Regions from separate parts of the Homo sapiens genome. Here region 2 is linked to region 1. A link is an interaction called in ENCODE POLR2A ChIA-PET data of the cell type or tissue named here. Cell type or tissue: K562. All regions are shown on one strand.

What was found. ChIA-PET counts read pairs that join two places held together with the same protein. Peaks named below come from ENCODE experiments on the same cell type or tissue, not always from the same donor. Only the 100,000 strongest peaks of a DNase experiment are listed, where the experiment ranks them.
Region 2: POLR2A ChIA-PET joins it to region 1 with 5 read pairs; 24 of 35 experiments call an interaction of 5 or more read pairs at or near these places.

What each region holds. Positions count from the first base shown.
Region 1 is chr1:11,668,802-11,673,801 of GRCh38, forward strand. It overlaps FBXO6 (F-box protein 6), which reads left to right. Exons shown (of 6, transcript NM_018438.6): 2 at 1-143; 3 at 2,465-2,591; 4 at 3,127-3,222; 5 at 4,476-4,611; 6 at 4,814-5,000. Among named protein-coding and RNA genes, the nearest start is that of FBXO6, 7.1 kb to the left of the region's middle. In K562, no CTCF peak of the experiment used is centred here; DNase peaks (open chromatin) are centred at 2,140, 2,354, 2,790 and 3,291.
Region 2 is chr1:11,722,275-11,727,274 of GRCh38, forward strand. DRAXIN (dorsal inhibitory axon guidance protein) reads left to right here. Exons shown (of 7, transcript NM_198545.4): 7 at 1-3,583. Among named protein-coding and RNA genes, the nearest start is that of AGTRAP, 11 kb to the right of the region's middle. RefSeq lists an enhancer at 3,938-4,925. In K562, no CTCF peak of the experiment used is centred here; no DNase peak of the experiment used is centred here.

The DNA.
Region 1 (5,000 bases):
CGACCTCATGACCCTCTGGAAACGCAAGTGCCTGCGAGAGGGCTTCATCACCAAGGACTGGGACCAGCCCGTGGCCGACTGGAAAATCTTCTACTTCCTACGGAGCCTGCATAGGAACCTCCTGCGCAACCCGTGTGCTGAAGGTGGCATGGGGGCAGGGTGGAGGCTGCCACCAGGCTCGTTCCTTCTCATCCTTGGGCCTTGGCACTTGCAATTCCCACACTACCTGGAATATTCTCTAACCCTAAACACCCACCTCACTTCCTTGGTTCCTTCTCATTCTTCAGGTCTCAGTTCAGAGACCTGCCCTGTGCTCCCAATCTAAAAACAGCCCTCTCCACCTCTAGCATAGCACCCCCATTTCATGCCCTGTAACACTTTTCACAAGGCGCGGTGGCTCACGCCTGTAATCCCGGCACTTTGGGAGGCCGAGATGGGCGGATCACCTGAGCTCAGGAGTTAGAGACCAGCCTGGTCAAAATGGCAAAGCCCTGTCTCTACTAAAAACACACAAAGTTGGGCATGCTGGCCCACGCCTACAATTCCCAGCTACTTGGGAGGCTGAGGCAGGAGAATCACTTGAACCTGGGAGGCAGAGGTTGCGGTGAGCCGAGATGGCTCCATTGCACTCCAGCCTGGGTGACAAGAGTGAAACTTTTAGTCTCAAAAAAAAAAAAAAAATTTTTTTTTCAGAATTTCCTTATTTTTTTCTGCTACAAACTTCAAGCTCCAGGGGCCAAATGGACCTTGTTTGCCACACTATAGCATCCACAGTGACACCTTCACATATACACACACACACATATGTATACATATACGTATATACACATGTATACATATATACACGTGTATACATATACACATGTATATATGTACACATATATACGTATATATACATATGTATACATATATGTGTATACATATATACATATACATACACACACACACACACACACACACAAGTAGTTGGGATTACAGGCGCCCACCACCATGCCCAGCTAATTTTTGTACTTTTAGTAGAGATGAGGTTTTGCCATGTTGGCCAGGCTGGTCTCGAATTCCTGACCTCAGGTGATCTGCCTGCCTCGGCCTCCCAAAGTGCTGGGATTACAGGCGTGAGCCACCACACCGCCGGGGGCGGTGGCTCACGCCTGTAATCCCAACACTTTGGGAGGCTGAGGCGGGCGGATGACGAGGTCAGGAGATCGAGACCATCCTGGCCAACAAGGTGAAACCCCATCTCTACTAAAAATGTAAAAAAATTAGCTGGGCGTGGTGGCAGGCACCTGTAGTCCCAGCTACTTGGGAGGCTGAGGCAGGAGAATAGCGTGAACCTGGGAGGCGGAGCTTGCAGTGAGCCAAGATTGCGCCACTGCACTCCAGCCTGGGCAACAGAGCAAGACTCCGTCTCAAAAAAAAAAAAAAAAGTGCCCTGGTGATTGCCTGGGCAGCGCCAGTAGAGAAGCGCCATTGTCTTCTAAGGTCCTCTAAGTTCAGTGTGAAGAGGGTGATTGCTCCCCTGCACCCACCAGGCCCACCTAATGGAGGCCCACCCATGAATGTTACCACAGCGCCCAGCCCAAAGGGTACCTGTTCTTCCACTTGGCACTCTTGCCCTGGGCAGAGGCCATCTGAGCCCTATGGGAATCTTGGTTCCCATGACCCACCGACAAACCCACAAACCCATCCTCTAGGGCCTCCAACCTGGGTTATGTAGTTAACCAAGGGCCTCTCCCTCCTGGACATCTGGGATGCCATCTGGGTCAAGTAAGCAGTCTGTGTTGGGATGAACACGTTAGCCTTTTTTAAAAAATTATTTTACTTATTAAAAAAAAAAGGGGGGGGGGGTGTCGCTATGTTCCCCAGGCTGGTCTTGAACTCCTGGGTTCAAGCAATCCACCTGCCTTGGCCTCCCAAAGTGCTGGGATTACAGGCGCAAGCCACCGTGCCCGGCTTCACATTAGTCTTTGAGGACAGTACTCTCACAGGCCTCTCGTAATTTTTTGAGAACTGATACTTGGGTATTTCCCAGAGTTCCACCGCAACATGGAAGTGAGGAAGGGGTTGGTTTAGAATTTCTGGTAACACGCATTCTTTTCTCCAGCTGCGTGTTAGGAGTGAGGCCAGTTTGGGACTGAGTGGGAGGGACAGAGTCAGATCAGAGCTGATATGGTGAGGACAGTTGGGAATGTGTTGGAGGGGTGCTTTGTAGGGGTGCTCCAAGGTGCAGTTGGGGTACACTTGGGCTGGTGGGGTACCTTGGCCACACAATGCCCTTGAGAAGGAACAAGCTGGTTAACCCTTTGGTGTCCACAGCCGCAGAGACCTGAGCATGAGCAAGTCCTGCCTCCCAAGAAGGTCACTAACGCCAACCACCCTCCCTCCCGCCCTCCTGGGACTAAGTGGGGAGGGCTGGACTTTGGATTTACACAGGGGGTCTCACCTTGGCTTCTGTTCTTCCTAGAGGATATGTTTGCATGGCAAATTGATTTCAATGGTGGGGACCGCTGGAAGGTGGAGAGCCTCCCTGGAGCCCACGGGACAGATTTTCCTGACCCCAAAGTCAAGAAGTATTTTGTCACATCCTACGAGTAAGGCAAACTGAACCTACCAGGCTTGCGTGGAGGGGACAGAGGGTCAGGACACCTTTGCCAAGTCTCAGGCAAAGTCTTCCTAAGGGAAGTCCTCTCTGCGAAGCTCGAGGGAGGTGGCCCCAAAACTTGCCCAGAGTCACTGCTTCCTGAAATCACTCAGTGCTGTGTTAATGGACAGTGGGGGTGGGGATCACTGAAGCAGGCCAGGAGTCCATTGGGCAGTTAAGATAAGCCAGGGCTATCTACAGGCATCTGTCCGTAAGCTAGGAACTTGAGTTTACAAAAGTGCCCTGGAACAATGGGCCTTTGGACTGGGATCAAATGCCGCCCAGGCACAAGTGGGTCAAACTCCCTCCTGCACTGGAGGAAAAGCCAGAGTCAGCCCCAGCCAGTGCCTGTCCCGCAGCGGCCAAGGGGTACCCTAGGTCCCCAAACCACCTCCCTGGGCTCACAGGGGCTGCCAAGGCCTGGGTGAGGGGGGGGGCCATGCAGAGCACACCCAGGTATGCAAGCCCCCAACTCTGCTCCCCAGAATGTGCCTCAAGTCCCAGCTGGTGGACCTTGTAGCCGAGGGCTACTGGGAGGAGCTACTAGACACATTCCGGCCGGACATCGTGGTTAAGGACTGGTGAGTAGGGTCCATGGCCTGTGTCCCCACACTCTACATGCTCCTCTTACTGCGCTGCATGTACGTGAGACAACCCATAGCAAGTGCCCACTCTGCACAGCAGTGCCCTGGAGCCAGGTAGCCCCGGCCTCCGCCCCTGCTCTGCACCCACACCCTGCGGCACCTCCTGGCCTCCCCACCACCCTGTGACGTAGTCAACAGGACACAGTAGCCCCAGTGTGCAGGTGAGGAGGCTGAGGCCCCCAGGTGCACTGTCATGGACAGGCACTTTTTTTTTTTTTGAGACGGAGTCTCGCTCTGTCACCCAGGCTGGAGTGCAGTGGCGTGATCTTGGCTCACTGCAACCTCCGCCTCCCATGTTCAAGCGATTCTCCTGCCTCAGCATCCTGAGTAGCTGGGATTACAGGTGCCCACCACTACACCCGGCTATTTTTTTTTATATTTTTAATACAGACAGCGTCTTACCATGCTGGTCAGGCTGGTTTCAAACTCCTGACCTCAAGTGATCCACCCACCTCGGCCTCCCAAAGTGCTGGGATTACAGGTGTGAGCCACTGTGCCCAGCCACTGTGCACTGACAGGCACTTGGGCAACAGAGGACCTCAGCCCTCTCTGGACTGGGTGGGAACCCCCAGGTCCCCTGACCTACCTGCCTCCCCTGCCCCTTTCCCTATTCATCCCATGACTCTTTTTGGAGCTCCTACTCTGTGCACAGAACTGTGCCAGGCTCTGGCTTGGCCGGTGGCAGAAGCAGGACCCCAGTTCTAGGCAGGCCCCAGGGCTGCCACTCTGAGGATAAAGCGGTGAGGATGGAGGGGTATGCAGAGCTGCAGGGGGGAGAGGTGGCTGGGCTGAGCAGAGGGTGAGCTTTGTGCCAGCCCCATTACACAGGCCACCCCCTTGACTCTCCCACTGAATCCACAGCCTGGTCCATTGTAAGTACAGGTGACATGGCTTGGACAGACCAGGCCTCTCTGGAGGGGTCTTTTGATTTTTGAGGTCATATCTTTAGTAGGATGCCCAAAAGGGTCCCTCTTCTCAGATGGGGTAACAGAGGCCAGCATGGACAGACAGCTTATCCCCGGGCCACAGTGGGGCATAGGGAGCGCTGAAGCCAGCTGGGCCTTGCAGGCAGAGCAGTGTCAGCTGATGGGAGATGAAGCTCCGAGCTCCAATGTATAGGTCCCACCTGCCCCCACCCCTGGGGCCAGCCCTCGGTGGCTTGGACACAGGGCTCTCAACCCCTCCACCAGGTTTGCTGCCAGAGCCGACTGTGGCTGCACCTACCAACTCAAAGTGCAGCTGGCCTCGGCTGACTACTTCGTGTTGGCCTCCTTCGAGCCCCCACCTGTGACCATCCAACAGTGGAACAATGCCACATGGACAGAGGTGAGGCCTCACCCACTTGCTCTCTCTACCCACTCCTCCCAGGGCCAGGATGGCAGGAAGCAAAGGGCAGCCTCAGGGCCCAGGGTGCCCCTGCTGGCCTGGAGCTGTTGCCTTCCAGCCTGGGCAGCTCTCTTAGAGGACCTGGCTCCTGCCTTCCCCTCCCCCGTCCCGGTGGTCACTTCCTCTCCCTTCCTCCCAACAGGTCTCCTACACCTTCTCAGACTACCCCCGGGGTGTCCGCTACATCCTCTTCCAGCATGGGGGCAGGGACACCCAGTACTGGGCAGGCTGGTATGGGCCCCGAGTCACCAACAGCAGCATTGTCGTCAGCCCCAAGATGACCAGGAACCAGGCCTCCTCCGAGGCTCAGCCTGGGCAGAAGCATGGAC
Region 2 (5,000 bases), 53 kb after region 1:
AGAAAGCCCAGCATTACTATGGCTGGGGGACAGCTGTTAGATGGTCCTAGGACATCAGCCATGGAGAACACAGAGGGTCAGGACAAAGCTAAAATGCCCATAGAACTGCCACTGGTTGCCAGGGTAGTTCCATGGTTGGAAATTCAAGGCCCGTCTCTTTGCCCTAGCTATCTCTATTTGACATTTCCAAAGAGGGATGGGTGGATGGAACCTCTTAACTCCAGAGCTGGGAATCCCAAAGCCCTCTCAAGTGTCTAACCAACCTCTCTGCCAGGAAGTTCTTCCTTAGGTCTATCTTAAATTTATTTTGCTCATACAGAAGCCAGTTTCCTCTAATCCAGGGTTTAGCAAACTTTTACTGTGAGGAGCCAAATAAACATTTTAGGATTTGCAAGCCATCTGATCTCCACCAGCTACTCAGCTCTGCCGTAGCTCGAAGCAGCCACAGAGAGTGTGTAAATGAATTCATGGCTATGCTCCAGGAAAACTATTTCTGGACACACATGTGAATTCTGTATACTTTTCACATGTCACAAAATATTATTCTCTCTTTCCTTTTTTTTTTTTTTGGAGATGGAGTTTTGCTCTGCTGCCCAGGCTGGAATGCAGTGGCTCAGTCTCAGCTCACTGCAACCTCTTCATCCCAGGTTCAAGCAATTCTCCTGCCTCAGCCTCCCAAGTAGCTGTGACTACAGGCATGTGCCACCACACCTGGTTAATTTTTGTATTTTTAGTAGAGATAAGGTTTTACCATGTTGGCCAGGCTGGTCTCAAACTTCTGACCTCAGGTGATCCGCCCGCCTCAGCCTCCCAAAATGCTGGGATTACAGGTGTGAGCCACCGCACCTGGCCATAAAATATTATTAGTTTAATTTTCTAAAACCATTTAAAAGTGCAAAAACTGCTCTTTGCTTGCCAACTGCGCAAAACCAGGCAGTGGGGCAGATTTGGCCTGAGGGTCACGGTTTGCCAACCCCTGCTCAAGCCTGCTCACTCTCAACGCTGGCTGCACGTTGCAATAATCCAGGAACATTCACAGGCCTGGGGCCCACCCACAAAGCTTCTGTTTTGTTTGGTCTGGGCTTCATAGTTTTTCTCCCAGGTAACTTCAGGTGCAGCTGGGGCGGAGAGTCTCTGCTCTCCCCTTCCATCTGTAGCAGTGTGGCTGGTGTTAAATCCACCTATTCCACCTCTCACAGCTTTGGCAACCTTAGGAAAGTTTCTTAAGGTCTCTGTGCCTTGATTTTTTCATCTGTAAAATGGGAATAATAACTCTCCCTTCATAGGGTTGTTGTGAGTAGTGAATGCATACTTCTTTTTTTTTTTTTTTCTTTTGAGACAGAGTTTCACTCTTGTTGCCCAGGCTGGAGTGCAGTGGCACGATCTCGGCTCACTGCGACCTCTGCCTCCTGGGTACAAGTGATTCTCCCGCCTCAGCCTCTCGCGTACCTGGGATTATAGGCAAGCATCACCACGCCCGGTTACTGTTTGTATTTTTAGTAGAGATGGGGTTTCACCATGTTGGCCAGGCTGGTCTCAAACTCCTGACCTCAGGTGATCCCCCCGTCTCAGCCTCCCAAAGTGCTGGGATTACAGGCATGAGCCAGCATGCCTGGCCTGTGAACGCAGAATTCTTATAAGGTGTTTAGAACAGTGCCTAGCACCTAATAAACCTCCAGTGTTAGCTAATTTGTTATTCTAGGAGAATTTTAGATGTCGGTTCTTTGACAATGACCCATCACATACTCTGAGATCATTTCTAAGTCACCATTCAAGCTCCTTCCCCAAAGTGTGTTCCATAGAACACTGGGACCATGAGATGCTCTATTAGAAAGGGTCAGGGTACGGTTCCATGGTCAGAGAGGTTTGGAAAACTGTTCTGGCCTCAGCCCTTGGCAGCATGTGCAGATTCCAGGCACCGAGGCAGGGCTGGAGGAGTAAGTGGCTTTGCAATAAAATGGGTGCTGGAGTCTAAAATGATACCCTGGGTGGAGTGGGGGAGCTGAGCAGGAGGCCAGGTGGCAACCAGTAGCTGCTGGGCCCGTGGCCTGAACCCTCCTGCACTCCTCCAGCTGGAGTCTCACCGCGGATCCCAGGAATACCTGCTGTTCCCACAGGGCTGCCTTTCCGTAGTTTGTCTGGAGACACCAAGAGTGGTTTCCATGCCTGCTGGGAATAGGCTGAGCATGCAATGACATGAGGGCCAAGGCTTGTGGGAAAATGACAGCTTCACAGCCCCTTGAGGAGTGACCAAGCCACAAAGTAAATCCTAAAGCCACAACCCCTTCTACCACTGAGCTGCTGGAGGTGGGTCCTTATTTCAAGCCATATTCAACCCACCCAACAAAACCTAACATTGAGGTGGTGGGCACACGGCCCCTGCCGTGGGGCTCACTCTGCAGCTGGAGAGACAGCATACCTGAAACCTGCAAGGAACCGGTTTATAAAACAACAGAACAGCCAGGAAAATGGTGCTAGGAGAGACAGTGGAGAGGCCAGAGAAGCAAACCACTGTGGCTCCTCACTGGGGGTTTCACGGGGTTGGACTGAGCCCTGTCACCTCTGTGATAGTCTTCACTCTGACAGGCAATGGTGACTGTGTGTGTTTCCTGGGGAGGAGGTTAGCAGGGACGGTTGCCTTTCCTGGGAAGGGCAGTTTGCAGAACCAGGGGTTTATATTGCAGGGAGTGTATTTTCTGAATTCTAAGTCAGAACAAGCAGTCTGATACAGGATCCATGGCTGGGTCACTTCTGGGTGCAAGAGGCTTTCTAGACCTTAGACACTCAAGATTACGGTCCCGGGCCAGTAACAGCACCTGGGAGCTTGGTAGAAATGCAGAATCTTAGCCTAGGCAACATAGGGAGACCTCATCTCTGCAAAAAATAACAAAATTAGCCGGGCATGGTGGTGCACACCTGTAGTCCCAGCTATTCTCCAGGCTGAGGTGGGAGGATCGCTTGAGCCCAAGAGGTTGAGGCTGCAGTGAGCCATGATCGCACCACTGCACTCCAGCTTAGGCAATACAGCGAGACCTTGTCTCAAAAAAAGACAAAAAAAACAAAAAGAAATGTAGATTCTTGGGCCCCACCACCCCACGCCTACTGAGCCAGAATCTCTGGGGGTGGGGCCCAGCCATTTGGCTTTTCACAAGTTCTCCAGGTCATTCTTGGGCACGATCAAATTTGAGAATCACAGGTCTAGGATACGACGGGGAAAACAGAAATGTGGGGTGGTCAGGGACATTCGGATAATTCGGGCTATTTGTATTCAGGTGTGAGCTGGCAAATCCGAGACCTGTTTTGCGTAGCTAATTACCAGCAATGACAAACTCCCAGGCTCTGAGGCCCAAGCCTCCTGGGCTGCAACTGGTCTTTATTTTTGGAGGCAATGAATGGAGCACCTCGGCCTGGGACCCTCAGTGTAGGGTTTTCTGACTCTTAGGCAACTTCCTAGGGTGCTGTACTTCCTTTTTAAAGTTGGGGAGCGGCAGGGGGAGGGGGAAGTGCCACGCCCTTGTAGTTTCATGATGTCATGTTGCATGTGCTCTTGAGCTGTAAATAAAGAGACGATGGTTAAAAAGCCCACCTGGTGTCTCTCTTTGTTCCTCCAGGAGACGGTCTGTCTGTGCTGGTAGTGAGCTCTACAGGGGCATTTGGAGGGGATCCTTAGCCTGGTATTCCACCTATGACTTCTCAACACACTGGACTGAGCATTTGCCCTGAGCTAAGCAGCAAACAAGGCAGACAGGACCCCTGCCCTCGCCTGGTCCTCATCATAATCCCTCAGCCAGACCTCTTGACTGCGAGTCTCAGATTTTTTTGTTGTTTTTTTTTTTTTAGACAGAGTCTTGCTCTGTCACCCATGCTGGAGTAAAGTGGCACGGTCTCGGCTCACTGCAACTTCTGCCCCCCAGGTTCAAGCAATTCTCCTGCCTCAGCCTCCCGAGTAGCTGGGATTACAAACGTGTGCCACCACGCCAGGCTACTTTTTGTATTTTTAGTACAGACGGGATTTCACCATGTTGGCCAGGCTGGTCTCAAACTCCTGACCTCAAGTGATCCACCCACCTCGGCCTCCCAAAGTGCTGGGATTACAGGCATGAGCCACCGCACCTGGCCGGAGTCCCAGATTTTTATCTCCCTACCCATTTTAGGGTTGGGGCAGCTGAGGTCCGAAAGAGATTCTGAGGTGGGTTGCAGCAGGCCGGTCCCCAGCAGCTTCCTTCCGAGCCAAGGTGGCCGAGTGCAGAGAAGAGCAGAAGCGGGACTCCTGCAAGATAAGAAAGGACAAGGCAGCTCAACAGAAGCCAGGGCTGGGGCAGGGTCAGTTGCCATCTTGGGAAAGGGCATGAACTGGTGAGGGGGTGGCCTGGCTTGGCACCAGGAAGGACATCTCTTATCGTGGTGGCAGTTCCAGCCAGTGCCGCCCAGCTCTGCTGACCAGGGCTTCCTCGGGCAGGCTGTTATGTCTCCCAGTGACCTTGATCCTAAAGCCAAGGTGGGGCCCAGACACCCCTGGGGGCCGTGGTGACCACAGAGATGGGGCGCCCTGAGAGCCTGGTGTCCGTATCTGCAGAGACGTCTCTGCCTAGCCAGGACAGGGAAAATCAGGCTTCCCAAATCCAGGGTTTCCTAAAACATGGGTCCTCGGACCCCCAGCATCAGAATCCTGTGGACGGCAAGCCCAGGTTTCTGAGCCCCACCTGGGCCTCTGACTCAGAATTCCAGGCATGGGCTTGGGAATCTGCACAACTGAAACTCAAGTCTGAGAGCTGCTGCACCAAATCTTCTGAGAACTCACAGTCCTCCCCACACAGCCCCAGGTGGCTGGAGGAGCTCCCACGGGGGATGGTTCTGAGGAGCTGAGCCCAGAAGGCCTGTACCCCTCCAAGAGACTTTGCAAGTCATACCCTCTCTGCCCACTACTCAACTCTGCCATCGTCGTATGAAAGCAGCCATGGATCACACAGAAACAGATGCATGCAAATGAGTGAGCACAG